2 separate regions of the Homo sapiens genome follow, and region 1 is linked to region 2. A link is a loop called in an ENCODE intact Hi-C map of the cell type or tissue named here. Cell type or tissue: mammary epithelial cell. All regions are shown on one strand.

Region 1 (8,000 bases), 180 kb after region 2:
AAGTAAGTGGGTCTCTAATTTCTGCTCCTTATCTGCCACTTTTTCTCAAAAGGACAATGTGCCTTTTAGGTGAGGGCTTCTCTAATTTGTGTTTTGGAGACTTTAATATGCTCAGAGCAGGAGTGGTACCTCTGTCTTCTGCACAGTGTCTGGCTGCCAAGGTGATGCTGAAGCTCCTTTCACCACTGCTCCTTATTTAGTGCTGTGCTGCTAGCTTTTCCACTCATCCCATATGACTCATGGGTGAGCCATAGCACCATGCCTTCCACGGTGTACCAGCCTTTGCTTTGATTCATTCTGTGCAGGTTACATAGGGTGTTCTAAGCTCTCCTTGTCCTTTGAGTCTGAGCCTTATTTTTCCTTGCCTGATGAACATTTGGACTATAACACTCACGCTGAGGAAATTGGCCACATTAAGCTAAGTTACTGTCTTTGTTTGTTTGGGCTGCTAGAACAAAATGTCATAGACTGGGTGGCTTATAAACAACAGAAATTGGAAGTCCAAGATCAGAGTGCTGGCAAGACTTGCTGTCTGGTGGGGGCCTACTTCCTGGTTTACAGACAGCTGTCTTTTCCCTGCAACCTCACATGGTAGAAGGGGCAAGGGATCTCTCTCGAGCCTCTTTTATAGGATACTAATCCCATTCATGAGGGCACCACTGTCATGATCTGATCACCTCCCAAAGCCCCCACCTCCTAATACCATCACACTGGCGATTAGATTTCAACATAATTTTGAGGGGACACAAACATCATATCGTAGCAGTTGGAGAAGGAGAGTAAGATATAGAGATACAGAAATAAAGCTGATAATCTGGACTGGGGCTGTGGACCTAAATAGAAGAAAAATGTACTCGACTAAAATTAACAAAAACAGCAAAATAATAATAATAATAACAACAAAAAAAAAGCCTTATCACGGCAAAATGCAATCTGGCATTTCTTATGATCAATCAAGGATGCCTCATATAGTTAAGGTAAGAATACTTTAGAAAGCAGTCAGAAGCATTCGTGTTTTATGATGAGACAAGGGAAGAAACCTGAGACGGCCTTCTGTCAAAATATTACAACTCCAAAGACATCTTTCACGTACAGATGGGAGTCCTTTTGCTATCAGTCAGTGCTTAGCAGAGTTCCTGGCTAGGTCCAAGCTGCGGTTCATGTGTCTGGGAATGTTTAGTCACCTGGTAAGAGAATGGAGGGTGGGTGTGCTTGAATGAACTGACTTCAAGGGTTTTGCTCCATGAAGAAAGGAGAAAATTTTCCTTAAGGGATTAGGGTAGGAGTGGAGGACAGTATAGTATTTGCCTCAGCTGTGTCCTCATACTGGTTTGAAGGACTTGAGTTTGAACCCTGTGGAGAGATGGGCTATAGGCAGAAGCGGAAATATTATTTTCCAGAGAGACTTGAGAGTCAAGGGGCACTTCCATCACTGCATCAGAGGGGAGAGGAGTGTGCACTGAGACTCCAGGGACATCCTGGATGCTTGCTACAGATTTGGAAATCCAAGAGGCAGTTTCTTTAACCCTGCCATTTGTAATATAACAGCCAGTATCGACAGGCCGCTGAGATCTGGGAAGCTTCCCTTAAACTGTATGCCATTATTGGTGCGTAGAGAGATGCTGCGGGTAGAAGTCATGGTGTGCAAAAGAAGCACAGGCCACTCAGCGACTTCGCCATGAAAACAGAAACATCCCAGAAATTCATAGAAATCTTAGAACAGGTATTGGGATTTTTACAATTTGAGGCATGGAGCTTAGAGTCTATTTTATTTAGATCTAAAGATGGTGCTTGGGTTCCTTCCTTCCTCCTTCCCTCCATGTGTCGCTCCTTTCCTCCATCTCTCCTCTAATTCCATCCTCCCTCCATCCCTTTCTTCTTTCCATGATATTAAAAATAAAGTAGACTACAGTTATTTTTTTCTTTACCTCATCTTCAATTTATTTTTTGCTACATTTTTTGTGTTATTGAATGGGCCTTAGGGATTGACTAGACAGTGCCTGAGAACTCTGTCGGCTACATCCTTAAATCAGCCATCCAAGAACTAGGCATATATTGAATTTTTTTGCTTATATTTACCTTCCCTTCCCCTTCCCCTTCCCCTCCCTGCCCCTGCCCCTTCTCTTCTTCTTTCCCTTCCCCTTCCTTTCCCCTTCCCTTCCCCTTCCCTTTGTTTCCCTTCCCTTCCTTCCTTCTGTCCATCTTTCCATCTTTTCTTTTCTCTCTCCTTCCTTCCTTCCTTCGTTCCCTCTCTCCCTTCCTCCCTCCCTCCCTTTCTCTCTCCCTTCCCTTCCCTTCCCTTCCTTTCCCTTCCCCTTCCTTTCCCCTTCCCTTCCTTTCCTTCCTTCTGTCCATCTTTTCTTTTCTCTCCTTCCTTCCTTCTTTCCTTCCTTCCTTCCCTGCCTCACTTTCTCTCTCCCTTCCCTTCCCTTCCCTTCCCTTCCCTTCCCTTCCCTTCCCTTCCCTTCCCTTCCCATTCCATTCCTTTCCATTCCTCTCTTTCCTTCCTCTCTACAGGGTCTTTTTCTGTCACCCAGGCTGGAGTGCCGTGGTGTGATCATGGCTCGCTGCAGCATCTGCCTCTTGGGCTCAAGCGATCCTCCCACCTCAGCCTCCGGAGTAGCTGGAATTCCAGGTGCATGCCATCATACCTGGCAATTTTTTTTTTTTTTTTTTTTTTTTTTTTTTAGTGGAGATAGGGTCTCAGTATGTTGCTCAGGCTGGTCTCGAACTCTTGGGCTCAAGAAATACTCCCTCCTCAACCTCCCAAAGTGCTGGGATTACAGGCATGAGCCACCGTGCCTGGCCCATTCCCTGGGTTTTCTTTGTGCAGCTACCCTGTCATCACTCTAAGTCCAAGTCATGGGGGTGAGGCTGACCCTGACCTTGGCTCCCAGGATTCTCATATGGCACAGGATTTGGCCATGAGAAACTTATTGCTTTGTACTTTTGATGAAGGTGAGAAATAGGTATGCTCTCTTCTGCTGGGACTCCTAACTGGGCAGAATGGAGCTGGAGCTGCTAGTAGCTAATTTTGCCACCACACTGGAAGAAACTGCCTGAAAAGGAAGCCAAGCAGAGGAGAGCAGACCTGAGAGGTGAAGAGCCAGATTCCTGACTACAGTGTTGGACTTTTGGACCCAGCTGTGCCAGATGCGCTTCAGATTTGTAAGTCCACATGGACCTTTTCTTCATAACGAGTTTGAACTAAGTTTCTGCTGCTTGCAGTTCCCTGCCAAACATAGCACCTAAGTCACAGCTCCTGGTGGTGTATTGGGAAGATGATTAGTTGAAGAGCTAATGCCAAGGGATTAATGTCTATAAAATGGGCATCCTAAAATAAACCTAAGAACTAAGGCGGTCTGGCCTTATTACATTTGGGGTTGATGCCAGGAAATACCAGGGTGCCTCTGGTCATTAACATCCCTCCCCTCATGCATCAAGTCCTCTCTCTCTCTCTGTCCCTCTCTTTTAAGTTTACATATTGGTTCAGGACAGAAATTGGGGGGTTTAACACTTTGAACTTGTGAGAGGGCCACTTCAAGATGGTTTAGCACACCATGAGTGCCTGGTTGCTCATTGGCAGGTCCTGTGCTAATAAGCACACCTGCCTGAAGTGTGCTTACACCTTGGCTCAGCCAGATTGTCTTATTATTTAGATGATGGCTAAAAAGTAGGAGGGGGTGAAACGGTAGCTCCCATGATAGGAAAATGAAAGCCTTTCTATATTTTTCTGTCTCTTCCAAGACACCTATTTTTAGGAAGTATGAAATTGGCAGGTATGTGCTGTCTTCCATTCTTTATACCTGACGGCTTCAAGGATACAGGCCAAACTGCAAAGTGTTTAGAGAAGAAAAATGCAAATGTATGCCTTAAAAAATTAGTCAGATAGGGGAGAGATTTGGAGATTCAAATGTGTGACTCTTGCCTTGTTAAACGTAAATGTGAAACATGATTACTAGCTATAACCAATTGGAAAGGTGTGGCTTCCCAGAGGTTCAAGAAGCAACTCCTGGCCACAGTTGCAGGAAATGAGGTCGGAGTGTTGTGTAAGGAGGCTGGCTGGCACACCACCTGGCAACCACTGCCAAACATTAGAAATTGGCTCTTGAAACTAAACCTGTTTGAATCACTGGCCTGAGTCAGCCTTGTTCACTGCAGCCCTGTCAAGGGGGCCAATACTGGGGCTCAGATTTTCCATGTTTAGGATCATCCTCCTTGCGTTGTCATATTGTTCTCTTTCAGGTGCTAAAAGCATCTTTCAAGTTATCAACATGTTCTTCTTTTAGTGCTTCAGTTTGGGGAACAAGATTTTTAAAGGTAATGTTGCAGACCTGCAATCTGGTTCATTAACCTCTCTTGGAGACTGGGTGTGTCTCGCTGTGGCTCCTATGGCACACTTATGTTTAGCATGCCAAAATGTTAAAGAGGATAGATATATATACAGTATGTATATGTCTATGAGTGTGTGTGTGTATATATATATAAATATATATATAAATATATATAAATATATATATAAATATATATAAATATATATATAAATATATAAATATATATAAATATATATAAATATATATAAATATATATATAAAAATATATATATATAAATATATATATATAAATATATATATATAAATATATATATATATTTAGGTTCCCAGAATTGGATTATAGTTCTTTGTTTATGATACATTCTCGATATTAGTTCATGCATGGACCATTTTTATTTGTTTTCTTAGTGTGACTATTCATCAAATATTTCTGGCCCTTGGCCCTCTGGGCATGTGGCTCGACTGCATTTCCCTATACACTCTGAAATTTGGTATGGTCATGTGACTTGCTTGGGCTGACAAAATGTAAGCAGAAGTGATGTGTATCATTTCTGAGCAGAAGCACTGAAGCAAGTGCATGATCCGCCATACACCCTTCCCCCTGCTATGGTGATCATGGAAACATTTTCCAACCTGGGTCCTTGAGTGGCTATGATGAACAGAGTCCTCCGGCTGATCTGCACTGGACATGTAGTATGGTCAGAAAATGCACTTATGTTGTGTTTGAGATTTTGAATTGTTGGACGGCATCACCTCGCCTACCTGCTTGTGGCAGTTAATAAGCTATTGTTTCTCAGTGCCTAACCCACCCTTCCCTAATCCCGTGTGTCTGGAGCTGGGATTTTGCTCCTCACGTGCCTCCTTAGCCAGCTGCTCCTGTTATGTTTCGCCAGTAGGGGGCAGCACACACAGAGAGACCAGAAGGCAGGAATAGGGCAAAGGGAGGGGCTCTTGGCTTTTCCCTGTTCTGCTTGCTGTTCCTGTCAGCATTGCTTCATCCATGGCTTCTCACCCTGACAGTGTCAGTTGGTTCCAGTTTCCAGCTTCTTCTGGCACGTTCAGGACTAGTTTTATTGTTCCCTGCCAGAGGCACCAGCGCAAGATGGGCAGGCTGCCCCTCTCAGACTCCATGAGGTGCCTTGTCTGAGTTTCCAGTTTCTGATAATCCTGGCCTTTTTCATTTTTCTAGCCCTAAGAGTGGTAGCTGATTCTTGTTACCATATATATGCTACCTTCATGTTCCTTTTTTTGCTTTTGAATTCCTCAAAGACTTATTTAACCCATTCCGTATGTTATCTCTGTTAAAATAATTAGTATGGTTTCTGTATTCTTGCATAGATCCTAGCTGATACACAGATTGATATAATTATCTTTTATTTTTTAAACATTTTTAAAAAATTTTATTATTGATTTATTTTTATGCAATAGAGATAGAATCTCACTGTGTTGCCCAAGCTGGTCTCGAACTCCTGGGCTCAAGTGATCCTCCTCCCTTGGCCTCCCAATGTGCTGGGATTATGGCCATAAGCCACTGCACCTGGTCTGTATAATTATTTTTAATAATGTAAGAAGCACTCATGAATTTGCTAACCTAAAACCAGGTCTAAAGGCAGTTCCTTGTAAATGACCTTTATTTAACCGTATAGCCTTTACTCCCTATTCCATTTTCCAGCCTCTTCCCACAAATGCTAATTGGTGGCCTTGATCCTATGTTTATCACTCCCTATTTGTCCCTTTTATGTAGTTTTTATTATATTTATAGGCATGCCTAACCCTAAAAATTATATATTTTAATTATAGTTGTTTTAGTTTTATGAAAAGGATATATATGGTATGTAATATTTTTACTTTTTAACTTAATTGCTAGAATTTGTCTATTATATATTGTTGTTTATTGCTTTATTTGTTTTTGAATTGCTGTGTAATGTTCAATTGGGTTAATAGCCTAAAGTATATAATTTGAAGTAAATTAGGAAAAGCAAACTCTAGGCTTCATATGATTTCAGTAGCAAGTCATGGAAACCAAGTAAATTAGGGAAAGCAAATGCTGGGTTTTATGTGATTTGAATACCAAAAGTTGATACTGAAAAGCAGCCCTACTGGTCTTTCTGATGTAGTTGATGACCGTATACTCTGGACTCATAGATCAAGCAGCGAGTGAAGAAAGAGTACACATCTCACTAAACATTTACATTTGCTAATGGGGTTTTTGTCTTTATACAATTTAACTTTTTATTTAATTAAAAACTAATCCAAGTGTGGAAAGAGAGTCAACACAGAAGGAAGATTAGATGGACCAGATAATCAGATGCCTCACTTTTTAAAGTTGTCTCTATGAATCAATGTCATCCTTAAAAGAAAAGTCATTTTCACTGAAGCTTGACGGCACATCATTTTCTGTGGGTTAGATGGGTACAAGGAGTTCATAAACTATAAAGCACTGGAAGTTACTAATAATTACAATTAATGGTAGTTACTATTCATTACAATTAATAGTAATTACAAAAACAGTTAACAAAAGAACTGAAAGACAGTCTTTCTCAGAGCAATTCTAAAGCCTTGCCAGTTTGTCTGAAGGCACTTACGTGGCAGAGCTTCCTTGCCCAGTACCAGCCAGTGAATTCCAGTGTTCTGAGAGAGAACTTGCGAAGAGATACTGAGCAAATAGTGAATAATAAAAATAACAGAAGCTAACATTTATTGAGTACCTATTGGGAACCTGGACCTGCTAAATGATTTATATGCATCATTTCGTTTTATCCACATAACAGGGTAGGTACTATCATTGTCTCCATTTTTATAGATGAGGAAATCAAAATCAAGAGAGTGTAAGCCACTTGTTCAAAGTCATGCAGCTATTAAATGGTGAAGCTGGAGTGTAAACCTAGGTCTATTGATCTCTGGAGCCTGAGTTCCTAATCTCATAATTCTTAACAAACTTCGGCCAAACACAAGCTCTATATTTTTGTTGTATTTGATACATTTTTTTTTTATAGTCATGTCAACTTCAAATTGTCTTTCTCAAATACTAGAGAGGCAGGGAGTAGAGCTTATATAGGCTGGACCACAAAATGCAAAGCTGTCTGAATTTTAACCTTATTTCTATATTCAATCACTTATTCATTCACACAATTATTCGTTCAACATTTAATGATGTGCCAGAAACTGTGCAGCTCCAAAAGAAAAATGATTTGTTCCTTCCAGGTGCCCTTAAGGATCAAAGTTAAGCCATACCTTTTCTTACTCTTAGGATACCTTTCCACGTTTGACTATGTCTTTACTTTTGATTTATTTTGGGTTAGTGGAGAGACACTGAATAGTTTTATGAAGGAAAATAGCACAATCAATGTTATATTTTTACTTTTTTAGAGGTTGCTTCTCTAGCAGCTGTCTAGAGGATGGGTAAAAGAATCATGAACTTAAGGCAAGGGACCCTTAAAGAGCCACTGAAATTGAAGGGGTCCAGTAAAAGATGATGAGGGCTCACATTAAGATGGAGCAGTGAGGACAGCTCAGAGATAGTCTTGTGCGTTGGTAGAGAGAAGGGAGTCAAGGATGACTCTCAGGCTCTTGACTTGGATAAGGAAACAATAGTGACAAAGAGTCAATTACTGAGATAGGGAATATACAGCAAAATAGACTATGGGGTAGAAAGAAGTTAATGAG
Region 2 (8,000 bases):
CCTCACAATTATGGTAGAAGGCCAAGGAGGAACAAAGGCACATCTTATATGATGGCAGGCAAGAGACTGTGCAGGGGAACTGCTCTTTATAAAACTGTCAGATCTTGTGAAACTCACTCACTATTATGAGAACAGCAGCATGGGGGTAACCACCCCCATAATTTAATTACCTCCCACACGGTCCCTCCCACAACACATGGGAATTATGGGAACTGCAATTCAAGATGAGATTTGGGTGGGGCACAGCCAAACCATGTCATTCTGCCCCTGACCTCTCCCAAATCTCATGTCCTCACCTTTCAAAACCAATCATGCCTTCCCAACAGTCCCCCAAATTTCAGCATTAACTCATAAGTCCACAGTCCCAGGTCTCATCTGAGACAAGGAAAGTCCCTTCTGCCTATGAGCCTGTAAAATTAAAAGCAGGTTAATTACTTCCAAGATAACAATGGCGGTACAAGCACTGTAAATACACCCATTCCAAATGGGATAAATTGGCCAAAACAAAGGGGCTACAGGCCCATGCAAGTCCGAAATTCAGTAGGGCAGTCAAATCTTAAAGCTCCAAAATGATCTCCTTTGACTCCGTATCTCACATCCAGGTCACACTGATGAAAGAGGTGGGTTTCCATGATGTTGGGCAGCTCTGCCCCTGTGGCTTTGCAGGGTACAGCCTCCCTCCTGGCTGCTTTCACAGGCTGGCATTGAGAGTCTGCAGCTTTTCCAGGCACATAGTGCAAGCTGTCAGTGGATCTACTGTTCTGATGGCCCTCTTCTCACAGCTCCACTAGGTAGTTCCCCCGTGGGGACTTTGTGTGGGGGCTCCCACCCCACATTTCCCTTCTGCACTGCCCTAGCAGAGAGGTTCTCCATGAGGGCTCCACCCCTATAGCACACCTCTACCTGAACATCTAGGCGTTTCCATACATCCTCTGAAATCTAGGTGGAAGTTGCCAGACCTCAGTTCTTGACTTCTGTGCACCTGCAGTCCCAACACCACATGTAAGCCACCAAGGCTTGGGGTTTGCACCCTCTGAAGCAACAGTGTACATTGACCCCTTTTAGCCACGCCTGGGACACAGGGTACCAAGTCCTGAGACTGCACAAAGCAGCAAGGCCCATGAAACCATTTTTTTCTCATAGGCCTCCCAGCTTGTGATGGGAGAGGCTGCTGGGAAGACCTCTGACATGCCCTGGAGACATTTTCCCCATTGTCTTGGCAATTAACATTTGGCTCCTCATTATTTCTGCAAATTGCTACAGCTGGCTTGAATTTTGCCTCAGAAAATTGTTTTTTCTTTTCTGTCACATAGTCAGGCTGCAAATTTTCTGAGCTTTTATGCTTTTCTTCCCTTTTAAACATAAGTTCCAATTCCAAACCATGTTTTTGTGAATGAATAAAACTGAATGCTTTTTTTTTTTTGGGAGATGGAGTCTTGCTCTGTCACCCAGGCTGGAGTGCAGTGGCGTGATCTTGGCTCACTGCAAGCTCCGCCTCCTGGGTTCATGCCATTCTCCTGCCTCAGCCTCCTGAGTAGCTGGGACTACAGGCGCCCACCACCACGCCCGGCTAATTTTTTTTTGTATTTTTAGTAGAGACGGGGTTTCACCATGTTAGCCAGGATGGTCTCGATCTCCTGACCTCGTGATCCGCCCACCTTGGCCTCCCAAAGTACTGGGATTACAGGCGTGAGCCACCGCACCCAGCCAAAACTGAATGCTTTTAAGAGCACCCAAGTCAACTCTTGAGTGCTTTGCTGCTTAGAAATTTATTCCACCAGATACCCTAAATCATCTCTCTCAAGTTCGAAGTTCCACAGATCTCTAGAGCAGGGGCAGAATGCTCCCAGTCTCTTTGCTAAAGCATAGCAAAAATCACCTTTGCTGCTCCAGTTCCCAATAAGTTCCTCATCTCTGTTGGAGACCACCTCAACCTGGACTTCATTGTCCATATCAAGATCGGCATTTTGGTCAAAGCCATTCAGCAAGTCTCTAGGAAGTTGCAAACTTTCCCACATTTTCCTGTCTTCTTCTGCACCCTCCAAACTATTTCAACCTCTCCCTGTTACCTAGTTCCAAAGTTACTCCCACATTTTCAGGTATGTTTACAGCAGCAACCCGCTCTACCGGTACCAATTTACTGTATTAATCTGTTCTCACACTGTTAATAAAGATATACCTGAGACTGGGTAATTTATAAAGGAAAGAGGTTTAATTGACTCACAGTTCCACATGGCAGGGGAGGCCTAACAATCATGGCAAAAGGCAAAGGAGGAGCAAAGGCACATCTTACATGGCAGCAGGCAAGAGAGCATGTGCAGAGGAACTGCCCTTTATAAAACCATCAGGTCTCAAGAGACTCACACACTATTAGTGGAACAGCCACATGGGGGTAACCACCCCCATGATTCAATTACCTCCCACCAGGTCCCTCCCATGACGTGGGGATTATGAGAACTGCAATTCAGGATGAGATTTGGGTGGGGACACAGTCAAACCATATCAATTAGTAATTAGCATTTTTTGTTTTTGGGTTTTTTGAGACAAGGTCTGGTTTGGTTCTGTTATCCAGGCTGGAGTGCAGTGGCATGATCTTGGCTCAGTGCAACCTCCACCTCCCAGGCTCAAGTGATCCTCCTGCCTCCACCCTCTAATAAGCTGGGACTGTAGGTGTGTCAGCATGTCAAATAATTTTTTTATTTTTTGTAGAGACAGGATTTTGCCATGTGCCCAGGCTGGTCCCAAAACCCTGAGTTCAAGCAGCCTGCCCACCTTGGCCTCTCAAAGTGCTGGGATTACAGGCATGAGCCACTGCACCCAGCCTAGTGATCCAGTTTTAATATGAAATGGTGTCATATTAGAGCCTTAGATTATGTACTTATTAATAAATCTAAAAATGGTTTTGAAATGTATATAAAATATATGTTGTGTATGCACAAATGAATACAAAATATAAAATATAAAATATACACATTCATTTCTATACATACAAAATTTAGATGTGTATATATATTTGTGTATGTGTATATATTTGTATATAAATAGAATATATACACATTATAAATGTGTATAAATACAAAATAATGCATATATATATTATGTAGTCCTAGCTACTGGGAGGCTGAGGCAAAAGGATTGCTTGAGCCCAGGAGTTTATTATACAAAATAATGTGTATATACATTTTGTATTTGTACAAAATAATGTGTACATGTATACAAATATAAATGATATATATACCCAAATATAAGTGAAATATTTACACACACACACAAATACAAATGAAGTTGTTTTATAGTCAAAACCCTGCCCTCTAGTGTTTATGGAAAATATGCCGTTATTTCAGAAATGTCAGATTAAGTATATTCTCTATGTCACCAGTAGAGTGAGTCCTTGTACAGGGAAACAACTTCTCCACATTTTGAGAAAGTTGAAATCTTCAGACTTTTATTTTCTTCAAAATCAAATTGATATATTTTATCAATATGCGACATCATACTTTTATAAAAATATCTTTGTGACAGGTTATGTATTTTATCACCTAAAATAAGCAATAATATTAATGTAAGCATTTTTCCTAATTATATAAAAGTAATTCAGATTCTTTATTGAAAATTCCAAAAAAGAAAAAGAAAAATGGAAATAATCAAGGAAAATTACTGCTGACATTTTAACATATATTTTTCCATTCTTTATGCATATTTTAAAAATTGAAATTGGGATCACAATGTATATACTTTTTTGTAAGAGAGTAAAATAAATCATATATAACTGGTTTGTTAAAATAGTAGTCTTTTGCTATCTCTGCAGACTTAAGTACCTGGGTTTTTTTTTTTTTAACAGAATAGTTGAAGTGGGAAAACCATTTGAGAAGACCATATTTACTGTGACTATCAATTGTGTTTCCTTAGAAACAAACCCCTCAGAGGAAGAAAAAAAGTAACATTTATTACTGTTTAGTAAATATTAGGTGACATATTTAATGAAATCATCAGTTTGGGTCAATAATTCATAAGAAGAGGTTGAGATTAGAAATAAAAGCATTTTCCTTTATTCAAATTTTTTATGTTTACTGTTATATATTAGATAAATCTTAGCAATTTTCACTTTTACGTAAGCACAAGATGTTTAGGAAATACAAGATAGAGAACTTTGCAAGATATATTTCCAGATAGGTACTTAATGGACTTCAACAGGCATATTTTTTGGAAAGATGGTTCCATGTATTTGTAAACTTCGCTAAGTCAAAAGGTATAGTGCAATATCACATATATAAACTTGTCAATTAGTAAGCTATCCTTTTCTTTGTGTATTTAATCCAGTAGACTGGATGGAAAGTCTTGTTTTGGTTGTTATTAAAGGTTTGTTAACAGTGTTAAAGAACAAGAGGCAGAGGCAGTAAGTTTAGATTTTTTGGAATATCTAAATAGGCATTCCCATGTTTCACTATGTTATAATTCATTATCCTGCTTCTTCTACACTACCTACTCAACATCTCCAGTTCATTTCTCATCACTTTTCCCTGTTCATTGTCTGGGTTTTGTGAGTGATTTCCAAGAGACAAATGTAACAGTGTATATATAGTCAGTATTTTAACATTTTGGTTATCAGCTTTAATTATAGTTTTCAGGAGTTAATGCATCTAACTATGTTACCTACCCGTGGAAAAATACTGCATGCAAAGAAAAGCTAGAACTCTAAAGATAATCGTGGGCTGGGCATGGTGGCTTATGCCTGTAATCGCAGCACTTTGGGAGGCCAAGGTGGGAGGATGGCTTGAGCCTAGAAGTTTGAGACCATCCTAGTCAACATAGTGAGATGCTGCCTCTACAAAAAATTTTAAAAAGTATCCAGGTGTGGTGAAATGAGCCTGTATTCCTAGCCACTGGGAGGCTGAGGCAGAAGGATTGTTTGATCCCAGGAGTTGAAGGCTGCAGTGAGCTATTATATCGTGCCACTGCATTCCAGCCTCAGTGACAGAGCAAGATACGCTCTTTAAAAAAAAAAAAAAAAAAAAAAAGAACTTTGGGGTTCATTCTAGGCTTGGCCATTGGCAGCAGAACTTTAAAGTCCTCTTGATTGGGAAAATGTTAGTTATGGATACCAGCTGTGCCTTACAGTACATTTTCCTGAACAAGTCTACCTTTTAAGCTAATATTCTAGGATTTCTAGGGATGTCTTAAGAGAGTCCTATTAAACATTATGGGGGAACTAATGCCCTCCTAAGCCACCCATCTCGTAGGTGTTACTATTAGTCTGGTGTTTCCATTTTTTAATAGATGAAGAAACCAAGTCTCAGAAGTTTAAGCCACTTGCACAAAGTCAAGTAATTTGCAAGTAACATAGTTTGCAACTGACTGTTTATTTTTATTCACCATACTAGCTAACTTACCTCCTCTGCATTATGAAATTCATCATCAATAGGAGGAATTTCACTAATTGAAACAGCATCATTTTATTGACAATTAACAGGCACTCTGAGCTTTTGCTATGTGGCAGTTTTGCCCCCACAGTATTGCTAAATCAAAAGACTTTCTCTGTCTTTTCCATTGTTTTCTCCTAGTACCTGTATTCCACTTTAAGACTGCACTCCACGGTTCACATCACCTATGCTCAAGCTTCATCTAGTGGTGAAAGTATGTAGCTGCAGGTTAATAGTTATTCAGTGTGCTAGAAATAAAAACCACTCTGATAATAAATGTCACATCTAGGATAGAAATGTTACTCTATAGTAATAAGCTTAGTGGAAAAATGATAACATGAGTGATGGGTCGTATTGCTGACATGAAAAAATGTTCACTATTTAGATCAAACGTCAAATTTAACAGCATATACTCAAATAACCTTCACAGTAGGACATTAACATTGTAGGAATGTAAAACAACCTGGGGATTCCAAAATAAGTCATTCTTGGCAAGTAAAGTTGGTTTATTAATTTTAAGTCTAGTTAATTTGTATAACCTAAGCATACAGAGTAAAGTGGCAAGCGCCCCTAGCATGTAATGATTTCCGTAGCTGAAATCATTGTGAAGGGAGTTACTATGCCAAGGAAGCTCCTTAATAGGACTATTATTTTATGCTAAAGATATCCATAGATATTTATTTCCAAGGAGGAAAAAAAATCAATGCTTGTATTTAAAGTTGTGAGGATAGTTCAACTATATAAATGGAAATAAAGTACTGCTGGAAATTTCAAATTGCAAGCTTATGCTGATCAAAGGTATATAAAAGTAAGATTTCTGGTGAATTGGATATCTGAATCCAAAGCTTGGATTGTTGAATCATCCAGTGAGAAACTGATTTTAAATAATTTTCTCTCTGTTTTGAGAAATGCTATAGAAATAGCATGTCTTGCAGTCACAGCATTGTAGTTTTTGGAGCATGTCTCAGTTCTTAAATCTTCAGTTGACTTCTATGCTAAGAGATTTCTTATCCTGAATCTTACAAGTGAACATGAGTCTTTTTGAGGCATAGATTGAATTGTTTTGAAAAGAAATCTCCACCTTGAGTATAACTCTGTTCAGTTTAATGACCTCGAACATCTATGTTTATGCTAAAAATATTTTTGAAAGGCATGATTTAAAATTTTCCTAGATAGCTTTTAAAAGAGACCAAAACCTTCAAAGTCATCTCACAGATAGTCATTTTGAATTACCAGAAGTCAAACAAAATTATTATATTTTTATCATAACTAGACTCAGTTTTAAGCTACAGTATTCTTCAGGTGTCCTTTGAATAATTACATTTGTGCATTTCCTAGGCAGATTGGAAGACACAGTTGAATGTCTATTTTATAGAAGTCAGCATGAATTTACTCTTACATTTTTAGAGAAATTTGAAGTTTGGTATCTTCTCTTTAGATATATTATTGGTTGTATTTATGGCTTATTTGATATAGGGTTCATGGCCAAAATGCAGGGAAACTTCAGTTATTAGTGTTATATCATGATTTCTAGGCATATGCCAAGGTAAAGAGTGGTGTCTTTTTTTCACAAATGCCTGCTAAAATATAATCTATGAGATTAGATTGGGAATTTGCATTATTTCACAGTTAATATACAAATCAGCGGGTATCTGCTACCTTCCTCATGCTATCAATCTTTATTGTCTGATCACTATGAATTATCCATCTTTCCATTTCTTCTTCTTCCAACCACAAATAACATTTGATAAATATCCAGACACTCAATTTTAGAAAACATGCTTTTAATTTAATTTTTATTTAATGTAACATTATTTATATGCATCCTTGTTTAAAAAAATTGTATTGCCTTACAATGCAATCTGGAATCTGCAAAATAAATTGTAAGTGAGAAAGAAAAGGGAACAAGTTAATTTTAGTTTGAATTAATTTTTGGTAAATTGTTTTTAGTAACTATTTTAGAGAGTAACATGATCTATTACTCTTTTACATGTGTTACTTCCTATGTAAAGCGTTCTGTATGTAATTAGATGCTAACATTTGTGTGTGAGAGTGTGTTGTTAACTGTAGTAGGGAGCAGCAGATAGTAAAATACTTTGACATGTGAATTTCCTGGAACATTCAGGATTCAGTATTGGCATCCTGTATTATAATGTTACTTTTCTATTCAACATTAGTTTGGGTCTTTAAAATATTGTTATTAGGGTTTTTCTCTGACGTCTTCACATTGAGGGTTAGGAAGATAGAGAACAAATAAAACAGTTGAATCATAATATGCAATTCAAGAAAAGGGAACAAGTTGATTTTTGTTTGAATTGCTTGAAATTTGAAATTTCCAGCAGCACTCAGTTTTCTTTAATACAGTTAGCCTATCCTCATAACTAAATACAAGCACTGATTTTCCCTCCTTGGAAATAAGTATATGTGGACATCTTTAGCATAAAATAATATACGAGTGTTACAGGTTCTTAACTTGGGCATATATATAAGCCTTGGAGGTCAAAAACAGTGGGTTAGTTAGTATTCAAATTAGAAATTTCTTTTCCATGCAGACTAGATTTAACATTGAGCACAGTGAAT

The links. Hi-C counts contacts between places; a loop is a spot of excess contacts. Peaks named below come from ENCODE experiments on the same cell type or tissue, not always from the same donor. Only the 100,000 strongest peaks of a DNase experiment are listed, where the experiment ranks them.
Region 1: it touches region 2 in a loop (6-fold over the local background); 3 of 110 quality-filtered maps call a loop at or near these places.

What each region holds. Positions count from the first base shown.
Region 1 is chr2:152,920,825-152,928,824 of GRCh38, forward strand. No RefSeq gene overlaps it. Among named protein-coding and RNA genes, the nearest start is that of ARL6IP6, 210 kb to the left of the region's middle. In mammary epithelial cell, a CTCF peak has its summit at 5,228 (motif pointing right); DNase peaks (open chromatin) are centred at 247, 4,077 and 5,247; H3K27ac peaks cover 1,269 bases.
Region 2 is chr2:152,737,576-152,745,575 of GRCh38, forward strand. All of the region lies in intron 3 of ARL6IP6 (ARF like GTPase 6 interacting protein 6), which reads left to right. Among named protein-coding and RNA genes, the nearest start is that of ARL6IP6, 23 kb to the left of the region's middle. In mammary epithelial cell, CTCF peaks have their summits at 3,361 (motif pointing left) and 5,621; no DNase peak of the experiment used is centred here.